2 separate regions of the Homo sapiens genome follow, and region 1 is linked to region 2. Evidence: read pairs that join two places in POLR2A ChIA-PET (ENCODE). Cell type or tissue: IMR-90. All regions are shown on one strand. Links, peaks and the distances in the headings refer to the core of each region. The heading gives the core; the rest is flanking DNA.

The links. ChIA-PET counts read pairs that join two places held together with the same protein. Peaks named below come from ENCODE experiments on the same cell type or tissue, not always from the same donor. Only the 100,000 strongest peaks of a DNase experiment are listed, where the experiment ranks them.
Region 1: POLR2A ChIA-PET joins it to region 2 with 18 read pairs; 2 of 35 experiments call an interaction of 5 or more read pairs at or near these places.

What each region holds. Positions count from the first base shown.
Region 1 is chr5:64,932,569-64,949,177 of GRCh38, reverse strand. All of the region lies in intron 11 of CWC27 (CWC27 spliceosome associated cyclophilin), which reads right to left. Among named protein-coding and RNA genes, the nearest start is that of CWC27, 170 kb to the right of the region's middle. RefSeq lists enhancers at 8,296-8,838, 8,839-9,382. In IMR-90, for the core only: no CTCF peak of the experiment used is centred there; a DNase peak (open chromatin) is centred at 9,267; H3K27ac peaks cover 424 bases.
Region 2 is chr5:64,996,922-65,013,530 of GRCh38, reverse strand. All of the region lies in intron 13 of CWC27 (CWC27 spliceosome associated cyclophilin), which reads right to left. Among named protein-coding and RNA genes, the nearest start is that of CWC27, 240 kb to the right of the region's middle. In IMR-90, for the core only: no CTCF peak of the experiment used is centred there; no DNase peak of the experiment used is centred there.

The DNA.
Region 1 (16,609 bases), core at 5,711-13,710, 66 kb after region 2:
CAATTTCCCTGAGGTAATAATTTCTCCATTTCCCAAGGTTCCTAAAAAAAAAATCATATCTAAAAAGTCTAAATAAAGTTAAAGCTCTTCCATAAAGTACCTTAAGCTCTTAAGTGAGATTTAAAAAGTCTTCCCAAACAGTATGCCCTTAGACACATCTACATTTAAGTCAGTGGTTTTCAAAGTTAAACTATTTTCTGATCCTATTTCATCAAAATTATCTACTATTCATGATTTCTGCTTCTACTATGGAATCAAGGTTCTGTAGACTATTATTAAACTCATGTTACAGAGATGAAGCATGAATATTCTATCCTCTCCCCTCTAGTCACACTCATTTCTACATTTTACCTCCCTCAATGAGGAAGAGTCTCTTGATGATACTAGTTCTCACTACTCTGAATGTCTCTGAATCTTACAGTTCATCTGCACACTCAATTTTAGCATTTGAAACACAAATGCTGCCTGTTAACTATGAATACTGCTAAATTATGATTATTAATTATTAACACTGTTTGACTATTAATTACAAAATATTTGTTTCTCATGAATGAGTCCTGTTCTACCAAGTAGAAACTAGCTCTTTTAGATCTAGAGGTAAGTGTCTAATGGATTTCTTCTTGGTCTAGCATGGTGCAATATATTAGACATTTATTGTAACCCAATGGCTTTTGAACTGTTGACTGGAAATATGTAGAAAAAATTTTTTTCATCTAAGCTCTACATATATATACGGTTAGTACATCTACTAGATAAAACTGTATATATAAGGTTGAGCCATAAAAAATTGATGATATTATATTGGCTTTTACCTACAAAAATGGCAATTTCATATTGTTAACCAAATACAAAAAAATTTGAAATATCATAAAACAATATTTAAAACCATTATTACATGTGATATACTCTGATTTTTTCTAGTCGATGCCATCCCATTAAATAAAAAGTGCTGACTGAGATACACTATTGATTTCATAACCCACCAGTGAATTACTACCTACAATTTGAAAAACCCTGTTCTAAACTCTAACCTAGAGACTAGACCTGCCTCTAGCTTAAGCCTTAAACAGGATAAAAGATTTTTAATGGCTCACAAATGGTCCAGGGCAGCAGGATAAAGATGAAGCAAGTAATCAAGATGATATAAGTGTCTGGAAATTCTCTGTGCATACCTGAGCACTTAGCAGAACTGACAAGGACCATAATAAATGCAGGGAATTAAAAGATTGGAGCTTTTGATTAAATCTTTTCTGATTTGACACAACTAAACTGATCACATAACACAGAAGGTGATTCAGTGTGGTTGACTGATAATGCCCAAAATGAACATCTATCCTTTGGAACAAAATGATATATAAGGCTCTCCCTAAAGTCCTTTCTTATATTCCCTGCTCCCCAAAAACATGTAATGCCAGATTTCTTTCTACAAAGAGGGGAGGCCCATAGGAAATATTTCTGTCTGATACTTCTTTTCTCTCTTTCTAGAAGATCACCATTATGCTGAATGAGCTGAAATTAAGCATGCCATATAACATTTTGTAAAAGTGAAGCTTATCCAATTCTGTTAATAACTAGTGAAATGGTACAGATAATAACAGATTGTGGACATACTGCTTATATTCTGATTAGACTTTTAGCTTATTAAAATGATGTTTACATAAAGATCTTATACAGAAGCTTAATTATTAACCATTTTGTCAATGAAAACCAGAAAACATACACTCTCATCCAAAGGACTCAACTATTATCAGACAGATGCTGATATATGCATGGGCAAGTATCACCACCAGCACTAAGGTACAGCCAAGTTAGACTAGACTGCAGGCAGGCTAACACAGGAGCAATAAGAATGCTATTAGCCTGCTCATTGGTGCTTGAATAGTGTGTATGCATACCAGCCCCCTCATCTTTTATGTTAGTAACAGCTTTATCTGATGGAACAGTGTTGACAGAACTTGAACTGGTGCCAACCCTACTGATGAGAAACAAGGTGGAACAGTTGCTGGCTGGAGGGAATGTTTCCTTTTTAGGAAGCAGCAGTAAGACGATACATGGAAATATGGTTGGAATAGACTATAGCAGGTTGCTGATACAAGAAATGTTTTAGTTTTCAAAAAACAAAGGATCAAAGAAAGCCAAATAAATGGCCAATAGATACAAGAAGGTGCTCAGAGACAGATGAGAAATGCAAGTCTAAAGGAAATAATAACTGGTCACATAGACCTATGTACTAGGCTGAGCTGAGCTCTGGTTGGTGTTAAGATGCTGTTTGGCTCTTTTTCATCAGGCAGATTAACCATTAGAAGAACAGTAATGACAAAAATGTTAAGTCCTCATCAGCTGCAAGGATTGACTACTTACCTTGCCAATCAAAAATCACCTTTAACCTAGGATGCCAATATAAAAAGCACATGGAAAAGAAATTGTCTAATTACAGGAAAGAAGTAAAACTTGACAGGTAATTTTCTATAACTGGAAAAGCTAATACGGGTAAATGGAAACAGTAGTTTCATTAATAAACATCTCAACATAGATGTATTCATTCTTAAGGCCCAGATGAATAACTCATCTGCCTTCATCTGCTCCATCTTCTAGTTCCATTTAGAACATGAAGGTAGCCAGTCTTTTTGTCACTGAACAGTGAATCTGAATGCCCATCACACTATTCTCCAAGTTTTGTGAATATGCACATCTATTTTATCCACAATGCAATGATAAGTGATGTCCCTGGTATCTACCAAAGGTGCCACAAAATCTAGAAATGCATTTTGAAATGTCAAAGAGAATAAATTGCATTCAATATAGTTTTAGTGCTAGATATATTATTTGCTATATGCATTACATAATGTGTACACATTTGTGGTATATGTCTCTGTATATGTACATAGCTAATATACTAGCATCTTAGCTCACCTGGCTACTTTAAAGAATTCCTTCTAGGTAAAAGAGTTTACAAATATCTTTTTCTATCACCTAACAAAATGCTAACAATCATGCCTCCTCACTTTACTCAATTGATTAAAAATTACAAATCTAATTAGCATTTTGAGTAATTTGACTGCTTTTGGCTTAAACAGTTGCTGGAGGAGATAACTTCTGGTTGGGAAAAGATGGGAATGATGTGGGCAAAATGTGGAGAAATCTGATAGCAAAGCAACATATTCTCTATTCTGCTCTATTAAAAGAATATACTGGCAGTAAATAAGATATCAATAACAAACTTATCAATTATTATGAAAGTTGGTTGATTCAAGATATAGAAAAAACCCAGAATCTTAAATATGCAGCAAGTTTCTTTTTCATTCAAATGACAGGTTAAAAAACCCCACTAACGTCAATTCATAATCACTTTTCTGAAGGTAGGTTTCGTCTCTAAGCTCACATGAAGGATTATACAGTATTCTACAAAATATCATACTTCATATTGACTGTTACCATTATGGAAAGAGGACTACAGTTGCTGTCAGGCAATCTAGGTCCTATCAGCTCTGTTAGTGCTCTTGGGGAAACATCAATTACTTCTCTGAGTCACAACTTCTTTGTGCAAAATACCTGTTATCCTACCTTTCTCATGGGCTCTTGTCAGAGAGAAATGAGAGGAAAAGGCAGGGGAAAAAATAAGTTTTTCACAAGTATGAACTTAGACACAGTAGACTGCCCAAGTAATAATTCTTCTATCTTCTTTTTTGTTAACAAAAGGAGAAGTGGTTTAGGCAACTTAATGCTCAGTATCAAAGGATGTATTATAAATGTTTTAAGCCTTTTAGAGTTCATCTTTCATTGGTTCACTTATTCAGCCTCCAATTTTATTTTGGAGAATGTCAAACACTGTTATAGGTGTTAGGAAAGCAACAATAAAGAAAACGGACAAAAATTTTACTGGGGAAGGCAGAAAACAAACAACAAATTAATAAGACATATAGTATATTACAAGGTAGTAACACAAGGAACAAAGTGGAGAAGAACAATTTGGGAGTGTCAGGTAGAAGTGGTCAAAGAAAGTCTCATTGAGAAGGTGACATTTGGGAAAATACCTGAGAGGTAAGGGAATGAGCCATGTGAACATCTGGAGGAACCACAGTCCAGAAAAGGTAACAGCATGAGCAATGGCCCTGAGGCAGGGAACATGCCAAATGTGTACTCAGATAAGCAAAGGGGCTACTGTGCCTAGAACAGCATGAATGAGAGAGAAGTATAAGGAGATGAGATCAGAGAGGTAAACAGAAGGGGAGAGAGTACAGATTTTATAGAGTCTACTAGACAAACATAGAGGCTTTAACTTTTAAGAAATCCATTGGTGGGTTTAAAAAAAAGAGTGACAAGATCTGCCATATTTTTAAGGGACCATCCTGGATACTATGTTGAGAATAGACTTTCAGAGGTCACTTGTAGAAACAAAGAGATCAATTATGAAACGACTGCACTAATCTACACGGGAGATGATTGTGGCTGACCAGGTACTACCAGTGGAAATTGTTGGCCTACAGATCCTGGATTTGCTGATCAATTTGATGGGGTAGAAAAGAAAGGGGAACAAAAAACGATTCCAAAATTAACTGAGACAGGGATGATTTCAGGAGGAGCAGGTTTGAAATATAAGATCAATAGCTTAATCTGGGACATGTTAAGTTTCAGATGCATGTTAAACACTTTGGAAATTATTAGCAATAGATGATATGTAAATCCATGAGATTTAAAGATGTTTTCAAATAAATTTAGTATAAGAGAGAAAAAACTAGAGGCCAAGTAAACAATAATTCAAGGAGGAGGGAGTGACCAACAGTGTAAAATCTGGTAATAGGTCACTTAAGAGGGCTAAGCAGTTGTGTGTGAACGGAAGTCTAACTGGAGTAAATTTAAGAGTAAACAGGAAAAGGGGAATTGGAGATGACAAGCATGTATATTTCTTTAAGGAGTTTTTTTCTAGAAAAGGAAGCAGAGCTAAAGGACAGTAGTTAGAGGGGGATGTGGAGACAAGATATACTTTTTTTTTTTAATGAAGAAATTACTGCATGCTTTCATAATGATGAAAGAGCATGAAAATCCAGTAAGAACAGAAATTTGATAATACAGGACAGAAAGAAAAGAACTGTTGGAGTAATGTCCGCAAGTAGGTGATGGGGGCGTGCGGCAGGATCCAAGGCACAAGTGGAGGAGTTGACCTAAGACTACAAACAGCTCATCCTTAGTTATAGGTGGGCAGGCAAGCACATGGCACAGATGCAGGTGAGTTGGTAGTTATGGTAACGGTTTTCTTCTTGTTGCTCAGACTTAAGAAATTCCACTCTTTGCCAGCCAGTGTTTGGTCCAGATCACATGTTTGAGGGTTCTGGGAAAGATTTTCTTTCCTATGAAAAGAAAGGCCCAAAAGGAGAAAGCCCTTTTGCTTCTAATTTTTCCTTCCTGTTTTGGATGCTTTTCTATGAAGATGTGATGCTTAGAATTGGTGCAGACATCTTATGACCATGAGAAGAAATCTACGATGTGCTAGGAACTTTGCAATATAGGTAGAATGTAAGGTTCATGGGGCAGAGGTATTTATATTCTTACCTGATGTATCCAAAATGTCCAAAAGTGTGCCTGGCACATAGTAGACATTGAATAAGTATTTGTAGAATAAATGAACTACCACCAAGATGTGCCATGTTTGTCAGAAACTCATAGTGGTATATACCAGCATGTAAATAGATTATTATACTTTCATGTTGTAAATGGCAAGATAAGGGTAGTACAGAACGCTAAGGGGCTGAGGCAGATTTAGCTACCCTTGCCTTTGAAATGCAAGGAACTTCACTGCATACTGTATAAAAAGCAGCATGCCATTGTTGGAATGTTTTTAAAATGCTTTGTTCCCTTTTAGTATTTTCTGATAATTTCTTTAATTCCTTCATAAAAATAAATGGAAAACAAATATATGTTATAAATCCTTATATCTTTCCTTAGTAACACACACAGGGCCGTGATCTGAAATAACATTTGTTTTATTCGTTAACTTCATTTTTTCCCTTGTCTCCATCTTTTTTTTCACCTAGGAGTATAATCATACTGATGAAACATTTTACCACTGCTATCACCAGTTTTTATTGAAAAGCATACCTGATGCCCTGTTTTAAACATTTAAGACTTTCAATGTCTGCTTTTTTCTTTAGGAGAGTTATATTTCTATGTTCCATGCCAGCATTCTCCCCTCTCCCCATTCATTTTAGCAGATATCATTATCTTTTTCTTCTGGAATCATTTTTGTATACCTGAGTACAATGAGCCTCTTCACCACACAACAGAAGATAAAGTATTTACAATTTTATTATACAGGCACACATGTGGCATTATATGCACAGGCATAAAATTAAAGCTGAAGTGTCTAAAGTCCGGAGTAAAGCCATATTTATGCTGCTCAAGGCAAGAAAAATTATTTAGTCTACAGTAACGAGTAAGTAGCAGCAGAACAAATATTTGGTTGACTGTGGAAAGCCAATGTTTTCCTTACTCGTTACAAGCAAAAAAGCTAAAAACAGGCTGACCAAGCACATTCTGACAGAAAATAACACATGTATTCATCAATCTTTTGGTGCGTATAAAACTGTGATTCCTAATTTATGGATTTATATGCAGAGGGGGTACATCCAGGTTTGCCTTAAATATATTATACATATATATGTGTGTTTTCATATTGGCCATTTATTTTAAAGAGATCTATTGCAATGTTTTTCTTTTATCTTTTTTTTTTTTTTTTTTTTTTAAAGAGATAGGGTCTTGCTCTGTCACCCACGCTTGAGTGCAGTGGCATGATTATAATCATAATTCCCTGTAGCCTTGAACTCCTGGGTTCAAGTGATGCTCTCACCTCAGCCTCCTGAGTAGCTACAACTACAGGTGCATACCACCATGCCCGGCTATTTTGTTATTTTTATTTTTGTAGAGACGGGGGTCTTACTATGTTGCCTGGGCTGGTCTCGAACTCCTGACCTCAAGCATACTCCTGTCTCAGCCTCCTAAAATATTGGGATTATAGGCATGAACCATTGCACCCAGGCAATATTTTTCTTTATTAGTATAAAATAAAGCACTTCCTGCACTCAAAAATGCTTTAATCTCATATAATATATTCAACATGTAACATTTATTAACAAATTATTTATCTACTCATGTAAATAACTGCTTTGATAATCTGCAAAATAGTTATAATTTGCTGACTGCCTGTCATGCCAAGAAGTCTATAATTGGTGATTTTTGTACATTATTTAATATAATAAATTTATTTATTTATTATTACTCTCATCTTACAGATAAGGAAACTGAGGCTCAGAAATGACCTGCCCAAGATTTCTCAGCCTCCAAATTGGAGCAAGTAATGAAGCCCATATCTATCTGATATAGCAGGATTCTCTGAAATCATACTCCTGATAGTGTGGCAGAGGGGCAAAAACACCTCACAAGTGTAAGATTTTACATTTAGCAATTTAACGTCCAATCTCATTTAAAAAATGAAAGTGTAAAAAATATGATTTCTATACTTCTATACACATATGTTCAGAAAATAAAAAGGAATGGAAGTATATTCTGTGGTGGCTATTGTTAGGTGAGAATAAAGGTGATTTTATTTTCTTCTTTTTGTTTTATGATAAATTTTTTCTGTAATAAATGTTTTATATTTTCTGTAATAAATGTTTTATATTTCTGTAATAAATATGTTTCTGTAATAAATATGTAGATAAATTTTTAAATAATATATTTGCCTGAATAAAAAAAGTAGCAAAGAAGCAAGTATTCTCACTATTGGAGAACAAAGTTAAATATGGAAAGGGGCAAAGACTAAAATGTGCCCTGCAGTATGGTACTGTACTTAGACTACCAGTATATCTTTTAGCTGTTTACTGAGAGAGCCTAGAAGCAATAGGATTGAGCAATCTAGCACCCAGATCTTGATTTTCTAAATATGATTTTCCTCTTAAAGAAACCAGAGCTCCTTAGGAAAAAGGGTGATTTCTGGGCTTGGGAAATAAACTATAATATAAACCTAGAACAGCTTGTTAAATCAGAAAACAAGGAAGTGCTCAAATAATAGGAACATATCAAAATAACATGGGCCAGATCACTTGAGGTCAAGAGTTCAAGACCAGCCTGGCCAACATGGTGAAACCCCATCTCTACAAAAATACAAAAATTAGCCAGGCATGGTGGCACATGCCTGTAGTCCCAGCTACTTGGGAGGCTGAGGCAGGAGAATCGCTTGAACTCAGGAGGCAGAGGGTGCAGTGAGCCAAGATCGTGCCATTCCACTCCAGCCGGGGCGACAAAGTAAGACTGTCTCAAAAAAAAAAAAAAAAAAAAAAAAGAAAGAAAGAAAGAAAAAGCCAGCTTCAAGGAGCTCCCACTGGCCAAGTAAAAATGAAATAAAATAATTTATTTTGAGCATCAAAAGAAATAATGGTAAAAGCAGACTGTGACTCATAAAATAAGATTCCAAGAGTTTATATTGACATAATAAATAAATGGAGAACAAAGGAAAGCCCTTTTTTAGAGTGGAATGCAAAACTATAAATATAAAAGAAATGATGGAAGTAGAAAATCACTGGTGAATACTAAAACTAAGGTGCAGGTGGTAGCTGGCAAGATGGCTGAATAGGAACAGCTCTGGTCTGCAGCTCCCAGCAAGATCAATGCAGAAGGCGGGTGATTTCTGCATTTCCAACTGAGGTAACTGGTTCATCTCATTGGGACTGGTTAGACAGTGGGTGCAGCCCACGGAGGGTGAGCCGAAACAGGGTGGGGCGCTGCCTCACCGGGAAGTGCAAGGAGTCAGAGAACTCCCTCCCCCAGCCAAGGGAAGCCCTGAGGGACTGTGCCGTGAGGAACGGTGCCCTCCAGCCCAGATACTAAGCTTTTCCCACAGTCTTCGCAACCCAAAGACCAGGGGATTCCCTCTGGAGCCTACACCACCAGGGCCCTGGGTTTCAAGCACAAGACTGGGTAGCTGTTTGGGCAGACACAGAGCTGCAGGAGGTTTTTTTTCATACCCCAGTGGCACCTGGAATGCCAGTGAGACAGAACTGTTCACATGCCTGGAAAAGGGGCTGAAGTCAGGGAGATAAGTGGTCTAGCTCAGTGGATCCCACCCCCACAGAGCCCAGCAAGCTACGATTTACCGGCTTGAAATTCTCGCTGCCAGCACAGTAGTCTGAAGTTGACCTGGGACACCCCAGCTTGGTGGGGGAAGGGACGTGTACCATTACTGAGGCTTGAGTAGGCGGTTTTCCCCTCACAGTGTAAACAAAGCCGACCAGAAGTTAGTACTGGGCGGAGCCCAGTGCAGCTTGGCAAAGCCGCTGTAGCCAGACTGCCTCTCCAGATTCCTCCTCTCTGGGCAAGGCATCTCTGAAAGAAAGGCAGCGGTCCCATTCAGGGGATTATAGATAAAACTCCCATCTCCCTGGGACAGAGCACCTGAGGGAAAAAGCGGCTGTGGGTGCTGCTTCAGCAGACTTAAATGTTTCTGCCTGCTGGCTCTAAAGAGAGCAGCGATCTCCCAGCACAGCACTCGAGCTCTGCTAAGGGACAGACTGCCTCCTCAAGTGGGTCCCTAACACCTGTGCCTCCTGACTTGAAGGCACCTCCCAGCAGGGGTCATCAGAAACCTCATACAGGAGAGCTCCAGCTGGCATCTGGCGGGTTCCCCTCTGGGATGAAGCTTCCAGAAGAAGGAACAGGCAGCAATCTTTGCTGTTCTGCAGCCTCCACTGGTAATAACTAGGCAAACAGGATCTGGAGTGGACCTCCAACAAATTCGTGCAGACCTGCAGCAGAGGGGCCTAACTGTCAGAAGGAAAACTAACAAACAGAAAGGAATAGCATCAATATCAATATTAACAAAAAGGACGCCGACAAGACAACCCCATCTGAAGGTCACCAACATCAAAGACCAAAGGTAGGTAAATCCAGGAAGATGAGGAAAAACCAGCACAAAAAGGTTGAAAATTCCAAAAATCAGAACACCTCTTCTCCTCCAAAGGATCACAACTTCTCGCCAGCAAGGGAACAAAACTGGATGGAGAATGAGTTTGATGAATTGACAGAAGTAGGCTTCAGAAGGCGGGTAATAACAAACTCCTTTGAGCTAAAGGAGCATGTTCTAAACCAATGCAAGGAAGCTAAGAACTTCACAAAAAGGTTAGAAGAATTGCTAACTAGAATAAACAGTGTAGAGAAGACATTAAATGACCTGATGGAGCTGAAAAACACATCACGAGAACTTCATGAAGCATACACAAGTATCAATAGCAGAACCGATCAAGCGTAAGAAAGGATATCAGAGATTAAAAATCAACTTAATGAAATAAAGCGTGAAGACAAGATTAGAGAAAAAAGAATGCAAAGGAACGAACAAAGCCTCCAAGAAATATGGGACTATGTGAAAAGATCAAACCTATGTTTGACTGGTGTACCTGAAAGTGATGGGGAGAATGGAACCAAGCTGGAAAACACTCTTCAGGATATTATCCAGGAGAACTTCCCCAACCTAGCAAGGCAGGCCAACATTCAAATTCAGGAAATACAGAGAACACCACAAAGATACTCCTTGAGAAGAACAACCCCAAGACATATAATTGTCAGATTCACCAAGGATGAAATGAAGGAAAAAATGTTAAGGGCAGCCAGGGAGAAAGGTCAGGTTACCCACAATGGGAAGCCCATCAGACTAACAGTGGATTTCTCTGCAGAAACCCTACAAGCCAGAAGAGAGTGGGGGCCAATATTCAACATTCTTAAGGAAAAGAATTTTCAACCCAGAATTTCATATCCAGCCAAACTAAGCTTCATAAGTGAAGGAGAAAGAAAATGCTTTACAGACAAGCAAATGCTGAGAGATTCTGTCACCAACAGGCCTGCCTTACAAGAGCTCCTGAAGGAAGCACTAAACATGGAAAGGAAAAACCGGTATCAGCCACTGCAAAAACATGCCAAATTATAAAGACCATCGACACTATGAAGATACCGCATCAACTAATGGGCAAAATAACCAGCTAGCATCATAATGACAGGATCAAATTCACACATAACAATATTAACCTTAAATGTAAATGGGCTAAATGCCCCAATTAAAAGACACAGATGGGCAAATTGGATAAAGAGTCAAGACCCATTGGTGTGCTGTATTCAGGAGACCCATCTCATGTGCAAAGACACACATAGGCTCAAAATAAAGGGATGGAGGAATATTTACAAAGCAAATGGAAAGCAAAAAAAAAAAAAAAAAAAGCAGAGATTGCAATCCCAGTCTCTGATAAAACAGACTTTAAACTAACAAAGATCAAAAAAGACAAAGAAGGGCATTATATAATGGTAAAGGGATCAATGCAATAAGAACAGCTAACTATCCTAAATATACATGCAACCAATACAGGAGCACCCAGATTTGTAAAGCAAGTTCTTAGAGACCTACAAAGAGATTTAGACTCCCACATAATAATAGTGGAAGACTTTAACACCTCACTGTCAATATTAGACAGATCAACAAGATAGAAAATTAACAAGGATATTCAGGATTTGAACTCAGCTCTGGACCAAGCAGACCTAATAGAAATCTACAGAATCCTCCACCCCAAATCAACAGAATATACATTCTTCTCAGCACCACATCACACTTATTCTAAAATTTACCATATAACTGGAACTAAAATGCTCCTCAGCAAATGCAAAAGAACAGGAATCATAACAGTCTCTCAGAGCACAGTGCAATCAAATTAGAACTCCAGATTAAGAAAGTCACTCAAAACCACACAACTACATGGAAACTGAACAATCTGCTCCTGAATGACTACTGGGTAAATAACAAAATTAAGGTGGAAATAAATAAGTTCTTTGAAACCAATGAAAACAAAGACACAATGAACCAGAATCTCTGGGACACAGCTAAAGCAGTGTTTAGAGGGAAATTTATAGCAGTAAATACCCACAGGAGAAAGCTGGAAAGATCTAAAATCGACACCATAACATTACAATAAAAGAACTAGAGAAGCAAGAGCAAACAAATTCAAAAGCTAGCAGAAGACAAGAAATAACTAAGATCAGAGTAGAACTGAAAGAGATAGAGACACAAAAAACCCTTCAAAAAATCAATGAATCCAGGAGCTGGATTTTTTTGAAAATATCAACAAAATAGACCACTAGCCAGACTAATAAAGAAGAAAAAAGAGAAGAATCAAATAGACACAATAAAAAATGATAAAGGGGATATCGTTACTGGTTGCACAGAAATACAAACTACCATCAGAGAATAATATAAATACCTCTATGCAAATAAACTAGAAAATCTAGAAGAAATAGATAAATTCCTGGACACATACACCCTCCAAAGACTAAACCAGAAAGAAGTCAAATCCCTGAATAGACCAATAACAAGTTCTGAATTTAAGGCAGTAATTAATAGCGTACCAACCAAAAAAAGGCCAGGACCAGAAGGATTCACAGCCGAATTCTACCAGAGCTACAAAGACGAGGTGGTACCATTCCTTCTGAAACTATTCCACAAAATAGAAAAAGAAGGACTCCTCCCTAACTCATTTTATCAGGCCAGCATCATCCTGATACCAAAACCTGCAGAGACACAACAGAAAAAGAAAATTTCAGGCCAATATCCCTGATGAACATTGATGTGAAAATCCTCAATAAGATACTGGCAAACCAAATCCAGCAGCACATCAAAAAGCTTATCCACCACGATCAAGTCAGCTAAATCCCTGGGATGCATGGCTGGTTCAACATAGGCGAATCAATAAACGTAATCCATCACATAAACAGAACCAATGACAAAAACCACATGATTATCTCAATAGATGCAGAAAAGGCCTTCGATAAAATTCAATAGCCCTTCATGCTAAAAACTCTCAGTAGACTAGGTATTGATGGAACGTATCTCAAAATAATAACAGCTACTTACAACAAACACACAGCTAATATCATACTGACTGGGCAAAAGCTGGAAGCATTCCCTTTGAAAACCAGCACAAGACAAGGATGCCCTCTCTCATCATTCCTATTCAACATAATATTGGAAGTTCTGGCCAGGGCAATCAGGCAAGAGAAATAAATAAAGGGTATTCAAATAGGAAGAGAGGAAGTCAAATTGTCCCTGTTTGTAGATGACATGATTGTATATTTAGAAAACCACATCATCTCAGCCCAAAATCTCCTTAAGCTGATAAGCAACTTCAGGAAAGTCTCAGGATACAAAATAAATGTGCAAAAATCACAAGTATTACTATACATCAATAATAGACAAACAGAGAGCCAAATCATGAGTGAACTCCCATTCACAATTGCTACAAAGAGAATAAAATACCTAGGAATACAACTCACAAGGGATGTGAAGGACCTCTTGAAGGAGGACTATAAGCCACTGCTCAAGGAAGTAAGAGAGGACACAAACGCAAAAACATTCCATGCTCATGGATAGGAAGAATCAGTATCATGAAAATGGCCATACTGCCCAAAGTAATTTATAGATTCAATGCTATCCCCATCAAGCTACCATTGATTTGCTTCACAGAAATAGAAAAAACTACCTTAAATTTCATATGGGACCAAAGAAGAGGCTGTATAGCCAAGACAATCCTAAGCAAAAAGAACAAAGCTGGAGCCATCATGCTACCTGACTTCAAACTATACTACAAGGCTACAGTAACCAACACAGCATGGTACTGGTACCAAAACAGACATACAGACCAATGGAATAGGACAGAGGCCTCAGAAATAATGTCACACATCTACAACCATCTGATTTTTGATAAACCTGATGAAAACAAGCAATGGGGAAAGGATTCCCTATTTAATAAATGGTGTTGGGAAAACTGGCTAGCCATAAGCAGGAAACTGAAACTGGACCCCTTCCTTACATCTTACACAAGAATTAACTCAAGATGGATTAAAGACTTAAACGTAAAACCTAGGACCATAAAACCCTAGAAGAAAACCTAGGCATTACCATTCAGGACATAGGCATGGGCAAAGACTTCATGACTAAAACATGAAAAGCAATGGCAACGAAAGCCAAAATTGACAAATCAGATCTAATTAAACTAAAGAGCTTCTGCACAGCAAAAGAAACTACCATCAGAGTGAACAGGCAACCTACAGAATGGGAGAGAATTTTTGCAATCTATCCATTTGACAATGGGCTAATATCCAGAATCTACAAGGAACTTAAATAAATCTACAAGAAAAAACCAAATGACCTCATCAAAAAGTGGGAAAAGGATATGAACAGATACTTCTCAAAAGAAGACATTTATGCAGACAACAAACATATGAAAAAAAGCTCATCATCACTGGTCATTAGAGAAATGCAAATCAAAACCACAGTGAGACACTATCTCACGCCAGTTAGAATGGTGATGATTAAAAAGTCAGGAAACAACAGATGCTGGAGAGGATGTGGAGAATTACGAATGCTTTTACACTGTTGGTGGGAGTGTAGATTAGTTCAACCATTGTGGAAGACAGTGTGGTGATTCCTGAAGGATCTAGAACCAGAAATACCATTTGACCCAGCAATCCCATTACTGGGTATATACCCAACAGATTATAAATCATTCTACTATAAAGACATATGCACACCTATGTTTACTGCAGCACTATTCACAATAGCAAAGACTTGGAACCAACCCAAACGCTCATCAATGATAGACTGGATAAAGAAAATGTGGCACATATACACCATGGAATACTATGCAGCCATAGAAAAGGATGAACTCATGTCCTTTGCAGGGACATGGATGAAGCTGGAAACCATAATTCTCAGCAAACTAACACAGGAACAGAAAACCAAACACCACATGTTCTCACTCATAAGTGGGAGTTGAACAATGAGAACACATGGACACAGGGAAGGGAACATCACACACCAGGGTCTGTTGGGAAGTGGGGTTCTAGGGGAGAAATAGCATTAGGAGAAATGCCTAATGTAGACGATGGGTTGATAGGTGCAGCAAACGATGGTGGCACATGTATACCTATGTAACAAACCTGCACGTTCTGCACATGTATCCCAGAACTTAAAGTATAATACAAACAAAACAAAACAAAACAAAAAAACTAAGGGTGAAAGCTTGATAAGGAATGATATATTTACATAATCTCAAAACATCTCTCTATAACTATACTTTCTGCATTATCTTGGATTGAATCCTGGAATGGGAAAAAATAACAGCTATGAAGGACATTATTAGAATAAAAGACAAAATTTGGACTTTGTAAATTACTTAACAGTGTCAATCAATGTTTATATAAGAGAAAGTCCTTCTTTAGGAAATATACACATAGGTATTTAGGGTAAAGACCTGGTATCACTAAGGTACCTTCAAATAGTTCAAGAGAAAAATGTATGCATGTGGCTAGGCGTGGTGGCTCACGCCTGTAATCCCAGCACTTTGGGAGGCAGAGGTGGGTGGATTATGAGGTCAGGAGTTTGAGACCAGCCTGGCCAATATGGTGAAACCCCATCTGTACTAAAAATACAAAAATTAGCCAGGCATGGTGGTGCATGCCTGTAGTCCCAGCTACTCAGGAGGCTGAGGCAGAAGAATAGCTTGAACCTGGGAGGTGGAGGTTGCAGCGAGCCGAGATCGCGCCACTGTACTCCAGCCTGGGTGACAGCGAGACTCCGTCTCAAAAAAAAAAAAAAAAAGAGAAAGAAAAATGTATGTACATATGTATACAAACATACAGAGAGCAATGCAATGTGCAAATATTAAAAAATGTAAATGACTGGCAAATCGAGGTAAAAGATATATGAGTTCATTGTACTGTTTTCTGCAAGTTTAAAACTTTTTTCAAAACTAAAAGTAACTATCTCTTCTGGATTGAATAGTGTGGAAAGTCAGTTTCTCTAAACCTTAAGAAATGGGATTTAATTCTATTAAATATATATCATGATCAGCTAATTTATAAGACCCTATGCCAGCTCCTACAGATCAACTAGAGCAGCAATTCTCAGAGTGTGTTACCCAGACTGGATCTGCAGTATCAGCACCATCTGAAAATGTAAGAGTTGAAAAATCTTCCATTTTACCCAAGATCTATCTGTGTTCCACTGATAGAATACAGGCAGTAATAGAGGATAAGATGGTCAACAACTTGAAAGCAAGATTATGGAGAAAAATCATAGATGATTAGATAATTTTACACTTAATTTAATATACAATAAGACAGTTCTAAAGGTTTGTGAAAAGAGGAATAATAAAATAACTATATTAAGAAGATCACTTAAGTAGCAGTGTATAGATGAATCACTTCTGGGAGATTTCAGAGAAAAAGATCAGTTTAGGTTTTTTATTATACTGTCAAAAAAGGATGTGATACAAACCTGGAACTAGAATAGGACAGATGAGAGATTCTACAATGGGTGAGTAAATAAGACTTGCCAATTGGCTGAATATAGCAATACTGACAGAGTAAAGAATTGGGAATGGCAGATTGGGGAAGAGGTGAAGAAGAGACAAGAACAATGAAAGGTTATAAAGCCTGGATGGTTGATTGAACTGTTTGGATCCAGAGGAATTCATGAAAACCTCCTATAGCTGGGCATTTTAAAGACCAAGGATCCCAGCCCTAT
Region 2 (16,609 bases), core at 4,561-12,560:
AATTCTCCCCATTTTGTAATTGCCTGTTTACTTGATTGTGAACAGACTCAGTTGTTTGAGACAGTTTGAGTCTTGTTCACTGTTGCATTCCCGGTGCCAAACATGGTGATTTGTGTTGGGAATAAGGCCTTCAGACCCTTTGTACTGGTCAGGCCTGTTGGCTGGTACTAGAAGGCTTGCTAAGCTAAGAGTCAACTTCCTTTTGTGGGTAGAGACTGTCTTATATTTTGATGATAAACTCCCTAAAACATCTACCAGATTCTGCAGAAAGTCTCAGGCTCAGCATAAGTCTCTTTTCATTTCTCACAGCTCACCAAATACTGATAGTTGCTTTTCCACTCACTCATACTAGTGATTGCTAGTTTTTATTTCCTCAAAAGACTGCAGTGGGAACATGCCTTATGTTCTTATCCATCTCATATAGCACCTGATGTAGAACTAGAGAGAAGGGCCCCTTTTTTTATTTTTTATTTGTTTAAAGCAATGTTTCTCAAAGCATATTTCTAGAGCCCCTGCATCCGATGCAGGTTGCATGTTAAAATCACCAAGTAGCTTTAAAAACTATCAGTGCCAGGCTTCCAACTCCAAAGGTATTGATTTAATTGTTCTGGGATGGGGTCCCAGCATCAGTAACTTAAAAAAAATGTTCCTAGTTATTTTTAAATGCAGTCAAAGTAAAGGGCACAGAAATAAAGCTTAAGAGCTTTTATGCTTTCAGATTGATTGATTTCATTAGCCCTTTGTCCTTGCCCCTTCAGAGATGGAGAACAGCTGGTTCCTAATGACAAACTACTCAAAGAAACTCAAGTAGCCTCTGAGTCTATTATTTGAACTGAATAATCTCAAGTGCATTATTTATTTCTGATATATGTGATTTGAGGAAAAGGCAATGAGCTAGACTCAATTATTCATTCAAAAAACATCTGGGGGCTTTTAATGCATGCTGCCAACGCTGGACACTGGTAAAACAAAGCCAAATATGACCCAGGCCCTACTTCCATGAAGTAAACAATCTGTAAGAACATACAGACAGACACCACGATGTGGTAAACGCAGAGTTTGGAATTGCCTGCAAACTGTGAGACAACAAAAATAGCACTCGCTGATGCAGCACTCTACAAAAAGCTTTCCCATGTTGTCTGGTAGCATCTTTACAATAACTGAATGTGGTGGGGGGCAGGAAAAATATTATTATCACCCCTGTTTCATAGGCAGTCTCTGAGACTGAGGGTCGAGAAACTTGTAGCTGATAACTTCTTGACCAGATACTTTCTTCTATGTCTTCAGAGGTAACAAAACTTTCATCCTGTAAAGATGGATTTAACTTTGGGAATACATCAAAAGTCAATTCAGTGCTAGGTCTAGTAAGGAAGATAAGAAATCAGATAGAGTAGTGCTTATTTTGGAGTACAAAATTTAAAAAATGCAACCATAAAAAGACATGAATCCAGGTTGGACATTAAAGAAATTTCAAAAGAGAAATTCCAGAAATGTCTTGAGCAATGTGGGAGCATCTTTGGGAAAAGGCACAACTCTTTTAGGTGAATGCTTACTTACAAAAAAGAAAAAGCATTAATTCCCCCTATAAATTTTTATCTCCTTATTGCCTTTAATCAGTGCTATCTGAAATCTCAGTTCCAGTTTCTTCTAGTTCTTCCTAAAATAGGGATGCTAAGCAGGGACACCTCATTCAGCTGGAAGTCCAAAAGGAGCAGAACCAAGGGCCCACAGCCTGCCTCTGCAAGGGTGGATATCTGGCAATCTCCTCTCAGCCATCGAATTACTAAGGACTACCTTGTGGTCCATAATACTCAGGTCTTTTATATTTTTCAAAAATGCAAATGTAGCCATGAAAACTCTTCTGTTTTAAATGCTTTGGTGGCTCTCCATTGTCTACACAAGGAAACCCAAAATTCCCAATGTGGCTTCTATAATCTGGCTTTTGCTTCCCTCTCCAGCCTGTTACATCTCCTTCTCCCATCACATCTATGCTCCAGACATCCCAGTTCTTTGAAGTTTCCTGAACAAACGCCTGCACTCTCCTTCTTCCTCGCTGCCTCTATATACACTATACACTTCTGTCTCTCAGTTAGCTGAGTGTTATCTCCATCTTAGAAATGGTTCCTGATTCCTTTCCTGATCTGACCTGCTGTTTCTCCCCCAGGGTTAAGACCCTCTTCTGGTCTTGCAGAGAATCTTGAATATCTCTCTGGTTTAGTCTTCCTCATACTACAGTGTAACTGCTGTCTCCCTTACTAGGCTGCAGGTGCTCTTGAAGGTGGCGGCTCTGCTTTTTTGTTGAGATGGGGTTTTGCTATGTTGCCCAGGCTGGAATGCAGTGGCTATTCAAGTAATCATAGCACACTATAGCCCTGAACTGCTGGGCTCAAGTGATCCTCCTGCCTCTGCCTCCCAAGCAGCTGGGACTATAGACATGTGCCACCACACCTGGCTCTATGGTGGCTCTGTTATTCGCCTTTGTACCAATTGGCCTTTGTACTAGCCAGCAATGCTTGCCAAGAAGAATGCCCTCAATAAATGTGTGCTGAATAAATAAATGTTTCTGAGTAGCCAGCCACCTCCAAAACCTTTGACTAGAGTTCTGGTTTTGTTCACCTTGCTCCTTGATAGTATTAATACATAATTCCAAATCATTGAGCAATTATGTTTATAAACTCTTACATGATAATGCCAGAGAAAAGGGTAATAAGTTACTCGAACAGCTGAAACAAGGTATTTCTACTACTACTAACTTTATGATATGAAAATCCAACACTTATCTTTCTCAAATGGACCAGTTAAACTGCTTGAAGATTGACATCTGTCTAGTGTATGATTAGCCTTTGAGGTGGGAGAAAGTACATATATTGTCCTCGGACAGCCTTCCCCATGTGGGTTAAAAGACCTTGCCATTCTTTATGAAATTTTGCCATACACAAAATTTGTCTCTGTACTGTGTTAGTGTACTGTGTTGACAGCTTCTAATTTCTCTGTTAAGTTAGAATTCTAAGAAACCTAACAAAATAGCTCCTAGTTATTACTAAGATTGTCATTCTATGGGACTGTGGATTACAAACTTTAATGAATCTGATTTAAGTTTTTTAGGGGTAGGGTTGAAAGGAGACTTGTATTTAAAAAGCAAAACCAGCCTTTTTATTTTTAAAGAAAAATCTCAGCAAGACCAAACAATTTTCAAGTTTTGCCCACATCTGATCCTTTGAAAGGACCTGCTCTGTATCATAGGTGGGCTGCAGCATACTTTTGTCCACATCACTTCTCTGGGACGCCCTTCCGCCTCCTTCCCACTGGTGTATGTCCCTGTTTTTTTCAAAGCCCAGTTTAATTCCCATTTCCTCCTAAAATTCTTTTCTGACTGCCCTGGGCCTCAGGATTTGTTCCTGCCTTTGAATTTCTTTAACACCTTCTATGAAACCTCTGTGGTATGCACTCAGAAGCCCTGAGTTTGATTTGAGTTACATTCAGTCACTATTACTGGAGAAAGTCACATTGCTTCTCAGGCCTCTGTTTCCTCACCTGTGGAGAGGGGTGGTAATGTGCAACCTATTTACCTCACGTGGCCTGAGGATCAAACATCATGGATTTGAAAGGGCTCTGCAAATGGCAAAGTGCAATCCAAACATTTATTATCATTTTAACTTATTTTGTACTTTGTGTCTTAGTTAGCTTGGGCTGCCATAACAAAATACCATGGCCTGAGTGGCTTAAACAATAGCAATTTATTTTCTCACAGACAGAAGTCCCAGATCAAGGTGCCATCAGTCAGTGTCTGGTGAGGGCTCTCTCCTTGGATTGCAAATGCCTGCCTTCTCACTGTGTCCTTACATGAGCTTTCCTCAGTATGTGCCAGAGAGAGAGAGTTTTAGTTTCTTCCTTCCTTATGAGGACACTAATCACAACACAGGGATGCAGGGAGAGCGGGGGCACCCTCATGACCTCATTTAAACCTAAGCATTTCCTTCCAAAGGCCCCACCTCCAAATACCATCATATTGGCAGTTAGAGCTTCAACATATGAGTTTTAGGGAGATACAATTCAGTCCATAATAGTGTGTCTATGTGTTGCATATAAACTGTGCTTATTTGAATATTTACATTTTTATAATACTCTATTATACTGCTACTGTGGTTTGAATATGGTTTCTTTGGCTCTGCCAAGTCTCATGTTGAAGTTTGATACCCAGTGTTGGAAGTGGGGCCTGGTGAGAAGTGTTTGGGTCATGGGGGTGGATCCCTCATGAATGATTTGGTGCTGATCTTGTGGTAATGAATGAGCTCTCACTCTATTAGTTGCTATGACAGTTTCCTTGAGTACTGGTTGTTAAAAAGAACCTGGCACCTTCCCTTTCACTCTCACTCCCCTGTCATGATGTGATCTGCCCATGCCACCTCCCCTTTGCCTTCTACCATGAGTGGAAGCAGCCTGAGGCCCTCACCAGAAGCAGATCCTGGTGCCATCCTTCTTGTATAGCCTGCAGAGCTGTGAGCCAAATAAGCCTCATTTTTTTTTTAAATAAATTACCCAGCATCAGGCATTCCTTTATGGAAATATAAATGGGCATAGACAACTACATACCCCTTTCAAAGTGTTTTGTGTACATCATCATACACATATAACTTATTTGATCCCAACTCACTTTGGAGGTTTATACGTATATTTCTAAATATGTCCTATCTACACTAGACTTAAGCCATTTGGAGGGCAGACACTATTTATAGAATCAAAGAATTATAGAAATGTTATTTTATTTTTATAACTTTCATAGCTTCAGCAATATACATTCACTGTTTTTGTTTTTCTTTTTGCAAAGTAGGACAATCCTAAGAGGCAAGAAGAAAAAGTAAACAAAAATTACCATAACTCATCAAGAACTACTGTAATACATAGGCACATCACTTCCTACATTGAGACCATGTAAATATCCACCTATATTTTCTTCTAGCACTTTCTTCTTTTTTCATTTGTTAATCTTTAATCAGTTCAGAAGTTTGTTTTAGTATAGTGGGTCGGATAAAGTTCTAATTTAATTATTTTCCCCAAATGGCTACCTCACTGTCCCAACTTCATTTCTTAAATAATCCACCCTGTACGGTACACTGCTGCTTTAATTATTGTAACTCTGTTGTATACTTAGGCATCTATCTGACTGGGAAAGATCATGATCCTGTTACTCATTTTTAAACATATGTCTCAAAATTTGTGTATTTTTTAATAGACTATTTTTAGAACAGTTCAGATTTACACAAAATTGAGCAAATAGTACAGAGAGTTCTTGTACCCTCAAACTACTCTGGTGTATTACTAACATCTTACATTAGTATGGTACACTTGTTATATTCAATGAAGCAATACTGATAGGTTGTTATTAAGTAAAGTCCAAAATTTATTTAGATTTCTTTAGTGTTATGGACCAAATTGTGTTCCTGCAAAATTCATACATTGAATACATTCATACATATACATACAAATATACTATGTGACCATATTTGAAGATAGGGCCTTTAAGCAGGCAATTAAGATTAAATAAGGTCATAAGGGTGGGACAGCAATCCAATAGGACTTGTATCTTTATAAGAAAATGATGAGGCTGGGCACGGTGGCTCACGCCTGTAATCCCAGCACTTTGGGAGGCCGAGGCGGGCGGATCACGAGGTCAGGAGATTGAGACCATCCTGGCTAACACGGTGAAACCCCGTCCCTACTAAAAATACAAAAAAATTATCCGGGCATGGTGGCTGGCGCCTGTAGTCCCAGCTACATGGGAGGCTGAGGCAGGAGAATGGCGTGAATCCGGGAGGCGAAGCTTGCAGTGAGGGGAGATTGTGCCACTGCACTCCAGCCTGGGGGACAGAGCGAGACTCCATCTCAAAAAAAAAAAAAAAAAAAGAAAATGATGAGACATGAGGAGCACATGAGCACAGAAGAAAGACCATGTGAGGATACAGCAAGAAGATGGCTGTCTGCAAGCCTGGAAAAGAGACCTCACCAGAAACCAATCCTGCTAGCATCTTGATCTTGGACTTCCAACCAACAGAACTGTGAGAAAATAAATGTTGTTTAAGCTACCCAGTCTGTGAGATCTTGTTTATAGCAACCCAAGTAGAGCAATATCCTTAGCTTTTACTTGATATCCTTTTTCTGTTCCTGAATCCCATTCAGGATACCATATTACATTTAGTTGTCATGCCTCCTTAGCCTACTCTTGGCTGTGGCAAGTTTTCAGAATTTCTCTGTTTTTGATCACCTTGACAGTTTTGAGGAATACTGGTCAGATGTCACAGGGCTGCAATTCAACATTTTTCTCATGATAAGACTGGGCTTATGGGTTATTGGGAGAAAGGCCTTAGATGTAAAATGCCATTAGCATCACATCGTTTCAAGGGTACATACTAGCAACATGATTTATGACTGTTAATGTTGACCTTGATCACTTCACTGAGGTAGTGCTTGTCAGGTTTCTACACTGCAAAATTACTCCTTTCTTTCTTTTCTTTCTTTCTTTCTTTCTTTCTTTCTTTCTTTCTTTCTTTCTTTCTTTCTTTCTTTCTTTCTGTCTTTTTAAATAAACGTGTATTTTAGGTTTGGGGGTATATGTGAAGGTTTGTAACATAGGTAACGTGTCATGGGGGTTTATTGTACATGTTATTTCATCATCCATGTATTAAGCCCAATACCTAACAGTTATCTTTTCTGCTTGAAGTTACTCTTTTATTTCTTGCTTTCCATGATGTACACTTTGAAAGGAAGTCACCATGCGTAATCCATACCTAAGGAGTGAGAAATTATGTTTCCCTACTCTTTTTATTAGAACATTTTGTGGCTATATTTGTTTGCATGTTTCTCTCCCTCCTTCTACTGGTATTTTTATTTGAATTATATTAGGTTTATAAAATAATTTTTAGGTAATTTGGTTTTTGTCAAAAATTAAGTATTCTAGAAACATAGTATATCAATGTACTCCTTTAATAGGTTGCAGTTTTCTTAATTTTACATAAAGATTTTAATAAATCTTTATAAAGGCTATTGCCAGGTAATTTATATTTGGTGAGTTAGAATCTTAAAAATTATGTTTTCATAATTTCAAAAATTATGTGGTTGTTTCAGAGCAACTATGACTTTTTGTGTACTTATTTTGTATCTGGTCACAATACTGACCTCTCAGAACTTTTGGTAGATAGCCTTGGATTCTTTAAATATGCAAGTAACTTAGCTTCCTGTATTCCATTTTACAAATGTGCAACTAAAGGTCTCAGAATTAGTTGCCAAGCTGAAGCCAGATTCCTAGTTCACTGGAAAACTTGGAAGCCTAAATATGACTAATACTTTTACAGGTACTTTTGCAGCTATTGAAAAACAAAGAACAAAATAGTGTCTGGATAATTGTTGACTATGCTAACAAACATTTGGCACTTATTATAATGTTAAGAAATCACAAGCAACACAAAAATCACAAAGCTTTAGATTCATTTCAAATGAGTTAATTAAAACAAGCTATATAAAGAATGATGACATTACTAACACTAAATATCAAAACCAGTTTTTCTCCTATGACTCTCGGTTTGCTTTGGCTACTGTTTAAAATATAAATGGCTGTTTTGTTTTAAATTTTTGATATTTTCCTAGGATTTCTAGAGTATGTTTTAAAATATTACTTGGATGCTTTTATTTCTATATTTTATAACTATCAAATGTAATTTTTAGGAAAAGCCTTATGAATATTTAATTTTAGGGCTTTTCTCTATTACTGATTACAAGTAACTTAGGGTTCTCTTTTCATAATTGTTCACAGATTCTTTAGGAATTAAGAAACTACAGGGTTTAGAGAGGTTTACTTCACCCACTACCAGTGCTAGTGTGTGTTGTCCAGGGAAGAGGGGATCAGACTGCCTCATCTACTGCTGTTAGTGCCTATACTTGTTGTCTGGGGGCCTGAGGACAGGCCTGCCCCATCTGTCACCACCAGTGGTATCTGCACACATTATCTGGGGTCTGGGGACTGACCTGCCCTGCCCATTGCTATGGGCACTCATATGTACCATCCAGGGGCCTGAGGTTAAGCATGCTGTGTCTGCCATTGCCAATGCCCACAGGTGTCATGTGGGACCTGAGGACAAGTCTGCCCTGCTACTGCCACAGGTGTATGTGCATGAGCATGCCATCCTGGGGCCCAGGGATCAACCTTCCTCACTGCCACCGTCAGTGCCTGCAAGTACCATCTGGAGGTGTGGGGATTAATCTGCCCCACCCATAGCCACTGCCATGGGTGCCTAAATGTGCCATCTGGGAGCCTGGGTACCATTTTGCCACTCCTGCTGCTTCTGGTGCTGGTGCATGCCAGCTAGGAACTTGAGGACAGGCCTGCCCTGCCTGCTACTGCCAGTACTGGTACCCATGGATCAACCCACCTGGTGTGCCTATACCCAAAGAAGCCTCACCACAGCCTACACTAACAAGTGCGGCCTAATCACTGAGGAACTCAACAGACAACACTGAAGCTGACTAGCTGATTACAGGCTAAGAAGTCTATACTACTGCACCCACCCAGAAGCAAAGCTGAAGCACCCTACCCAACCAACAGTGTGTGTGTGTGTGTGTGTGTGTGTATGTATATATATATATATATATATATATATATATATATATATATATATGAAAAAGTCTTTCCCTCTGAAGGCCAATCCATAAAAATGAAAGAAGCAATTGGTAGACCAGCTGTGCACATATAAAAGTAAGGACACAAGAAACATGAAAAAGCAAGAAACACAACATCCTCAAAGGAACACAATAATTCTCCAGTAACAGATAACAAATAAAGGAAAAATTGTGACATGACTAAAAGAATTTAAAATAAAGATATTTAACAAACTAAGTGAGATACAAGAGAACAGAGATAAACAATACAAAGAAATCAGAAAACAAATTCATGATCTGAATGAAAAATTCAACGAGATAGATATCATATAAAAGTATCAAACAGAAAGTCTAAAACTGAAGAATTCAATCAATGAAACAAAAAAACTGAGAGCTTCAACAATAGACTAGATTTAGCAGAAGAAAGAATTTCTGAATTTGAAAACATGGCTTTTGAATACCAAATCAGACCACCCCCCCACCAAAAAAAAAAAAAAAAAAAAGCCTATACAACATATGGGACACCATGAGGTGCCCAAATACTAGAATTCTGGGAATTTCAGAAGAAGAAGAGATGGGCAAAAGCATAGAAAACATATTTAACAAGTAATAGCTGAGCAGAAAAACTCATAAGTCTTACAAGAGGCATAGGAAGGAAGGAAGGAAGCTCAAGGAGTGCGACATACATTCAACCCTAAAAGCCACATTATAATCAAACTGTCAAAAGTGAAAGACAAGGCCAGGCATGTTGGCTCATGCCTGAAATCCCGGCACTTTGGGAGGCCGAGGCAGGCAGATCACTTGAGACCAGGAATTCAAGACCAGCCTGGCCAACATGGTAAAACCTTGTCACTACTAAAAATACAAAAATTAGCTGAGTGTGGTGGTGGGTGCCTGTAACCCCAGCTACTTGGGAGGCTGAAGTACGAGAATCGCTTGAGCTGGGGAGGCAGTGGTTGCAGTGAGCCAAGATCATGCCACTGCATTCCAGCCTGGGCAACAGAGTGAGATTCTGTCTCCAAAAAAAAAAAAAAAGTCAAATAAAAATAGAGAACTTTATAAACACCAAGAGCAAAGCATCAAGTCACATATAAGAAAATACATATCAGACTATCAGCAGATTTCTCAGCAGCAACGTTACAGGCAGGGAAAGACTGGGATGATACAGTCAAAATGCTAAAAGAAAACAGATACTGCTAGTCAAGAATAGTGTACCCAGCAAGGCTATATTTCAAAAATGAAGAAGAAATAAAGTCTTTTCCAGACAAACAAAAATTGAGGGATTTCCCCACTAGACCACAACTGCAAGAAATGCTTAAGGGACTCGTATACCTGAAAACAAAAGGACAATATCTACCATCATGAAAACATATGAAAGTATAAAACTCATTGTAGAGAAGATGCACAAATGAGAAAGAGAAAGGAGTCTAACATTACCACTACAGAAGATCATAAAACTGCAACAAAAAATAGGAGAAGAAGAAAGGGAAGGGAAATGGCAATAATAAAAAACGAAGAGAGGAGGAAAGGATATACAAAACAACTATAAAACAATGAACAAATGACAGGAATAAATCCTAACCTATCAATAATAATCTCAAATGTAAACACATTAAATTCGCTGCTTAAAAGGCAAAGCCAGACTGAATAGATTTAAAAATGACCCAGCAATATGCTGCCTATAACGAACTCACTTCACCTGTAAAGACACGTATAGACTGAAAATGAAGGGATGGAAAAAGATTTTTCACACAAACAGAAACCAAACAGTGAGCAGAAATAGCTATACTTATCTCAGATAAAACAGATTCCAAGTCAAAAATTGTAAGAGACAACAAAGGTCATTATAGAAAGATAATGGGATCAAATCAGCAAGAGGATATAACGTTCTAAACATATTTGTACCCAACATTCGAGCACCCAGACATATAAAGCAAGTATTATTAGATCTAAAGGGAAAGATAGACTCCAGTAAAATAATAGTTGGAGACTTCAACAACCCACTGTTAGCATTGGAGAGATCATCTAGACAGAAAATGAATACGGAATCATTGCATTTAAACTGCACCTTAGGCCAAATGAACCCAGCAGACATTTACAGCACATTTCATCCAACAGCTGAAGATACACATTCTCCTCATCAGCACATGGAATCTTCTCCAGAATAGACCATAGTTGAAGCCACAAAACAAGCCTCAATAAATTAAAAAAAAATCAAAATCATATCACCTATCTTCTTAGACCATAATGGAATAAAACTAGAAATCAATAACAAAAGAAACATTGGAAACTGTACAAATGCATGGAAATTAAACAACATGCTCCCAAATGACCACTGAATCAATGAAGAAATTAAGGAGAAAATAAACTTGTTTAAACAAATGAAAATGGAAATACAACAAACCCAAACTTATGGAATACAGGAAAAGCAGTGCTAGGAAGGAAGCTTATAGCAATAATCACCAACATCAAAAAAGTAGAACGATTTATGCACCTCAAGGAATTAAAAAGCAAAAACAAACCAAACCCTAAATTAGTAGAAAAAAGGAATTAATAAAGATTAGACAGAATTAAACACAACAGAGACTACAAACAATACAAGTAATCTTCAAAATGAAAAGTTGGTTTTTTTGAAAAGATAAACAAAATAGATAAATTGTTAGCAAGACTAACAAAGAAAAACAGAAAAATGCCCAAAATAAATAAAATGAGAAAGAAGGAGACATTATAATTAATACAGCAGAAATAGAAAGGATCTTTAGAGGCTACTGTGAACTATATGCTAGCAAATTGGAAACCTACAGAAAATATGAATAAATTCTTAGACACATACAACCTCTGGAGATTGAACTAGGAATAAACAGAAAACCTGAGCAGACCAGTAAAAAGCAATGGAATTGAATCAGTAATAAGAAATTTCCCAACAAAGAAAAGCTCAAGCTTTACTGCTGAATTCTACCAAAATTATAAAGAACACACACTATTTTTTTTTTTGTCAAGCTATTCCAAAAAATTGAAGATAAAAGAATTCTTCCTAATTCATTCTATGAGACCATCACTACCCGGTAACCAAAACCAGACAAGGACATAACAAGAAAAAGAAAACTACAGGCCACTATCAGTGATGAACATAGATACAAAAATTCATAACAAAATACTAGCAAAGCATATCCAACAACGCATCAAAAAGATAATACACACCATGATCAAGTGGGATTCATCCCAGGGATGCAGTTATGGTTCAACATACACAAATCAATAAATGTAATACATCACATTAACAGAATGAAGAACCAAAATTGTATGATTGTCTTGATCGATGCAAGAAAAGCACTGCTAAAATTAAACACATTTTTATGATTAAAAACTCTCAAAAAATTAGGCACGGAAGGAGCATACCTCAATATAATAAAGGCCATTTGTGACAAGCTCACAGCTGACATCATACTGAATGGGGAAAAGGTGAAAGCCTTTCCTCTAAGAACTGGAACAAGACAAGGATGCCCACTTTTACCACTCTTATTCAACATGGTACTGGAAGTCCTAGTCAGAGCAATCAGGCAAGATAAAGAAATACAATGCATCCAAATCAGAAAAGAAGTCAAATTGTCTCTCTTTGCAGATGACATCAACTTATATGTAGAAAAACCTGAAGACTCCACAAAACACTTTTAGAGCTGGAAAGCGAATTGAGTAAAATTGCAGGACAAAAGCCCAACATACAAAAATCAGTAGTGTTTCTGTAGAGCAATGACAAACTATCTGAAAAAGAAATCAAGAAAGTAATCTCATTCACAGTAGCGACACACACACACACACCAAACTAGGAATAAATTTAACCAAGGTGGACCTCTACAAAGAAAACTACAAAACACTGATGAAAGAAACTGAAGAGAATACAAACAAATGAAAAGACATCCTCTGCTTATGGATCAAAAGAATTAATGTTGTTAATATGACCATACTATTCAAAACAATCTACAGAGTCAATGCAATCCCTATTAAAATACCAATGACATTCTTCATACAAATAGAAAAAAAATCCTACAATTTGTATGGAATTACAAAAGACACCAAATAGCCATAGCAATACCGAGCACAAAGAACAAAGCTGGAGGTATCACACTCTCCGACTTCCAAATATACTACAAAGTTATAGTGACCAAAAGAGCATGGTGTTGTTATAAAAATAGACACACAGACCAATGGAACAGAATAGAGAACCCAGAAATAAATGCACATATGTACAGCCAACTGACTTTCAACAAAGGTGCCAAGAACATACTTTGGGAAAAAGACACCCTCTTCAATAAATGATGCTGAGAAAACTGGATATCCATATACAGAAGAATAAAACTAGACCTCCATCTCTCATCATATACAAAAATCAACTCAAAATGAATTAAAGACTTAAATATAAGACCTGAAACTATAAAACTATAAAAAGAGAACACATGGGAAACATTTCAGGGCATTGGTCCAGGCAAAAATTTTATGGTTAACACCTCAGGCAATGAAACAAAAACAGACAAATGAGACTTAATTAAATTAAAAAGCTTCTGCCTAGCAAATGAAATGACCAACAGAGTAAAGAGACAACCTGTTGAATGTAGAAAATATTTATGAACTATTCACCCAGCAAGGTACTGATATCCAGAATATAAAAGGAGCTTACACAGCTTAAAAGCAAAAAACCAAAATCCTGTTAAAAAGTAGGCAAAGGATCTGAATAGACATCTCTGAAAGGAAGATATACAAATGGCCAACAGGTATGTAGAAAAATGTTCACTATCCCTAATCATTAGGGACCTGCGAATCAAAGCCACAGTGAGATCTCATCTCACCCCAATTAGAATGGTCATTATGAAAGAGACAGCAAATAACGAATGCTGGTGAGGATGCAGAGAAAGGTAACTCTTATACACTGTTGGTGTGAACGTAAATTAGTATAGCCACCATGGAAAACAGTATGGAGGTTTCTCAGAAAGGTAAAAATAGAGCTACCATATGACCCAGCATTTCCACTACTGAGTATCTATCCAAAGGAAAGAAATCATTATATCGAAAGGACTTCTGCACCCACATGTTCATTGCAGCACTATTTACAATAGCTAAGAAACAAAATCAACTTAAGTGTCCATCAGTGGATGAATGGATAAAGAAAACGTGGTACATATACACAATGGAATACCATTTGGCCATAAAAAAAGAATGAAATCCTGTCATTTTTAGCAACACAGATAGAACTAAGGCCATGATGTTAAGTGAAATAAGCCAGGCAGAGAAGGATGAAATACTGCATATTCTCACTCACATGTGGGAGCTAGAAATGTTGATCTCATGGAAGTATACAGTAGAATGATGGTTACCAGGGGCTGGGAAGGGTGGTGTGGAGAGGATAAAGAGAGGTTGGTTAATGGATACAAACATACCGTTAGAAGAGTAAGTTCTAGTGTTTGATAGCACAGTAGGGTGACTATGGTTAAAAATTTATTGTATATTTTAAAATAGCTAGAAGAGTTCAAAAGTTCCCAACATAAAGGAATGATAAATGTTTGAGGTGATCATTACACATTGTATCCACCTATCAAAATATCACATGTACACCACAAATATGTGCAATTATTATTTATCAACAAAAAAGGGAGGGGGAGAAATAAATTAAAAAGTGTTTATGTACAAGCATATCTGAAAAAATAAGTCTGAATCTTTTTTCAACATGAAGTAGATAGTAGAGATCACAGTAACTCATATGAAGAGACACAGACAGACAAAATGTGAATGAGCTCAGAGATCAAACTATGTAAAAAAAAAAAGTTCTGGAAAATAAGGCCACTGGAACTCTTCATGTTTAGCAGAGCAGGGATGACTTTGAGTAATAGAAAAGGCCAAAGGAGAGAAAGAGATCAATGGAGAAAAGCAAAAGATGAAAGAAGATTCAGAATAGGAAACAGAAATAGTTAAAGGAAGCAGAGAAAAATGCAGATACAAATGGTAAAAAAACAAAAAACTCAAAAGAGAAATTAAAAATCAACAGTAAGAGAAAAATAAGAACAAAAAATTTTAAAATACTTGAACAAAAAAATAAGAATAGAAAAATAGAGCATTAGGAAAATCAAGCAAAAAGGAAAATGGAAACTGACTTTTGAAAAAAGAAAACGAAGATGAAAACCAGTGGCTTTTCTTTCACTGTTCACCACTATCATGGAAAAATCTCCTGTTTCTGAACTTTAAAGGAATGTTATATTGCCCCCTCAGTTTGGAGTTTTGAAAGGCTAACTCTAAAACACGTCTTTTGTATCCCTTAGTTAAAAAAGAAATCCTCATAGTGTCTTCTGTAAATATTTAGTATTGTTGGAGTAAATATGAAAGACGTAGGTTTCAAAATATCTTTAGCAACAGGGGAATGCACAGTTTCTCAGCTTTCTTGCCTATCTAACATTGTGCTTAACACTCAGCAGGACACAGGTGGAAAGATTTAAGAGCCTTTCCAGAACAAATCTGTAATATGCATTCTTACACCTGCCCTGGGGTTTCAGCAACTGCTCAGCCAATAACATTTAACCTACAGCCAGTAGACTAACAGAACAACTGTCTTCCATAGGGAAGATGAGATTCCCTATCAAAAAGGCCTGGTAAGCAGCTGGGGTACATGGCTGTCTCCCTATCTCTCTCAAAACAGATCCACAAACAAAGCAAACTTCCCCAACATGACAGAAACTTATTTCAGGGCAAACCATATGAAAGCGCAGGGTTAAGACAGAAGAGCTGTCTTCATCCTGAAGAAAAAGGAAGAAAAAGAGGTGACTTCAGGAACTGGACAGGGAGTTTAGAATTCAAATAATCATAATTCCAGGGTCAGCAACTCTGACAACGACCTATTTATAAAGGACCACGTTGGTCTTTTGCAGCATTATTTATAGTTCTGTATAAAATGAACACTAACCAGAGAACCTGGTCTATAATCATATTCCTTCTTGCTTCATTTTATCACAACCTTAGAACTTGGCTAAGAGAGAGGAATGGAATAAAAATATTTACATTACACTGAGCTTATAATTCTATGTTCTCCAAAGTGATGATATCCTTTTGCTTTATATTTAAATTCTATTTACAATGAATGTTCCTTTATCTGTGTCCCCTCCCCTACTTTTTCTTAGTACTAGCCTCAAGGAAAAAGCCTACAGTTCATTAATGAGGCATTATTGTCCACTGAAAAAATATCAAAACTCAAAAATTTTTTTATCTCAGAATGGTAAGAATTATGATAGAAACCAACCTTAAGTTAATCACTGAGAGTTATTATGAGTTAATTTAAGAAAAGGTCATAAAACAGTCAAATATTATAGAAATGGTATATATTGTAATCATCTGATCTTGATAGATCTACTGACAGTGGTCAAATATAGATAAATTAATTCTTAAAAATAATAATGACTACACTGAAGATGAAAACAAGAACACATTTATTGAGCACGGATTGTTCCAGACACCATACTAAACCCTTTAAAAATAGTATTTCATTTAATCCACAAACTGACCTACCAAAAAGGTACTATTATTATCCCCAGTTTACACTTTAGGGCACAGAGTTAGAAAGGTTATGTAATTTGCCCAAGATCCCACAGCTAGTAAGTTTCCAAGTTGGGATTCAAATTCAGGTCTGACTCCAAATCCCATATTCATAACCACTCTACTATTTATATTCCTATGAAAAATTAGGGGTAAATGTGGCAGGAACTTCTTGTTCAAGTTAAACAAACTTTTAAATAACTTTCTGAATTTTAATTCTTCAAATAATACAGAGGATATAATATTAGGGATATAAATTTGACATTTTCTACAATTTAAAGGGGACTTAGACAGTTTTTGACTAAGCGTGAATTAAGTCCTGAAGTCATTTGTTTGGCCTTATTACTACAGTTTAAAACAACAACAACACCAACAATCACATTGCCTT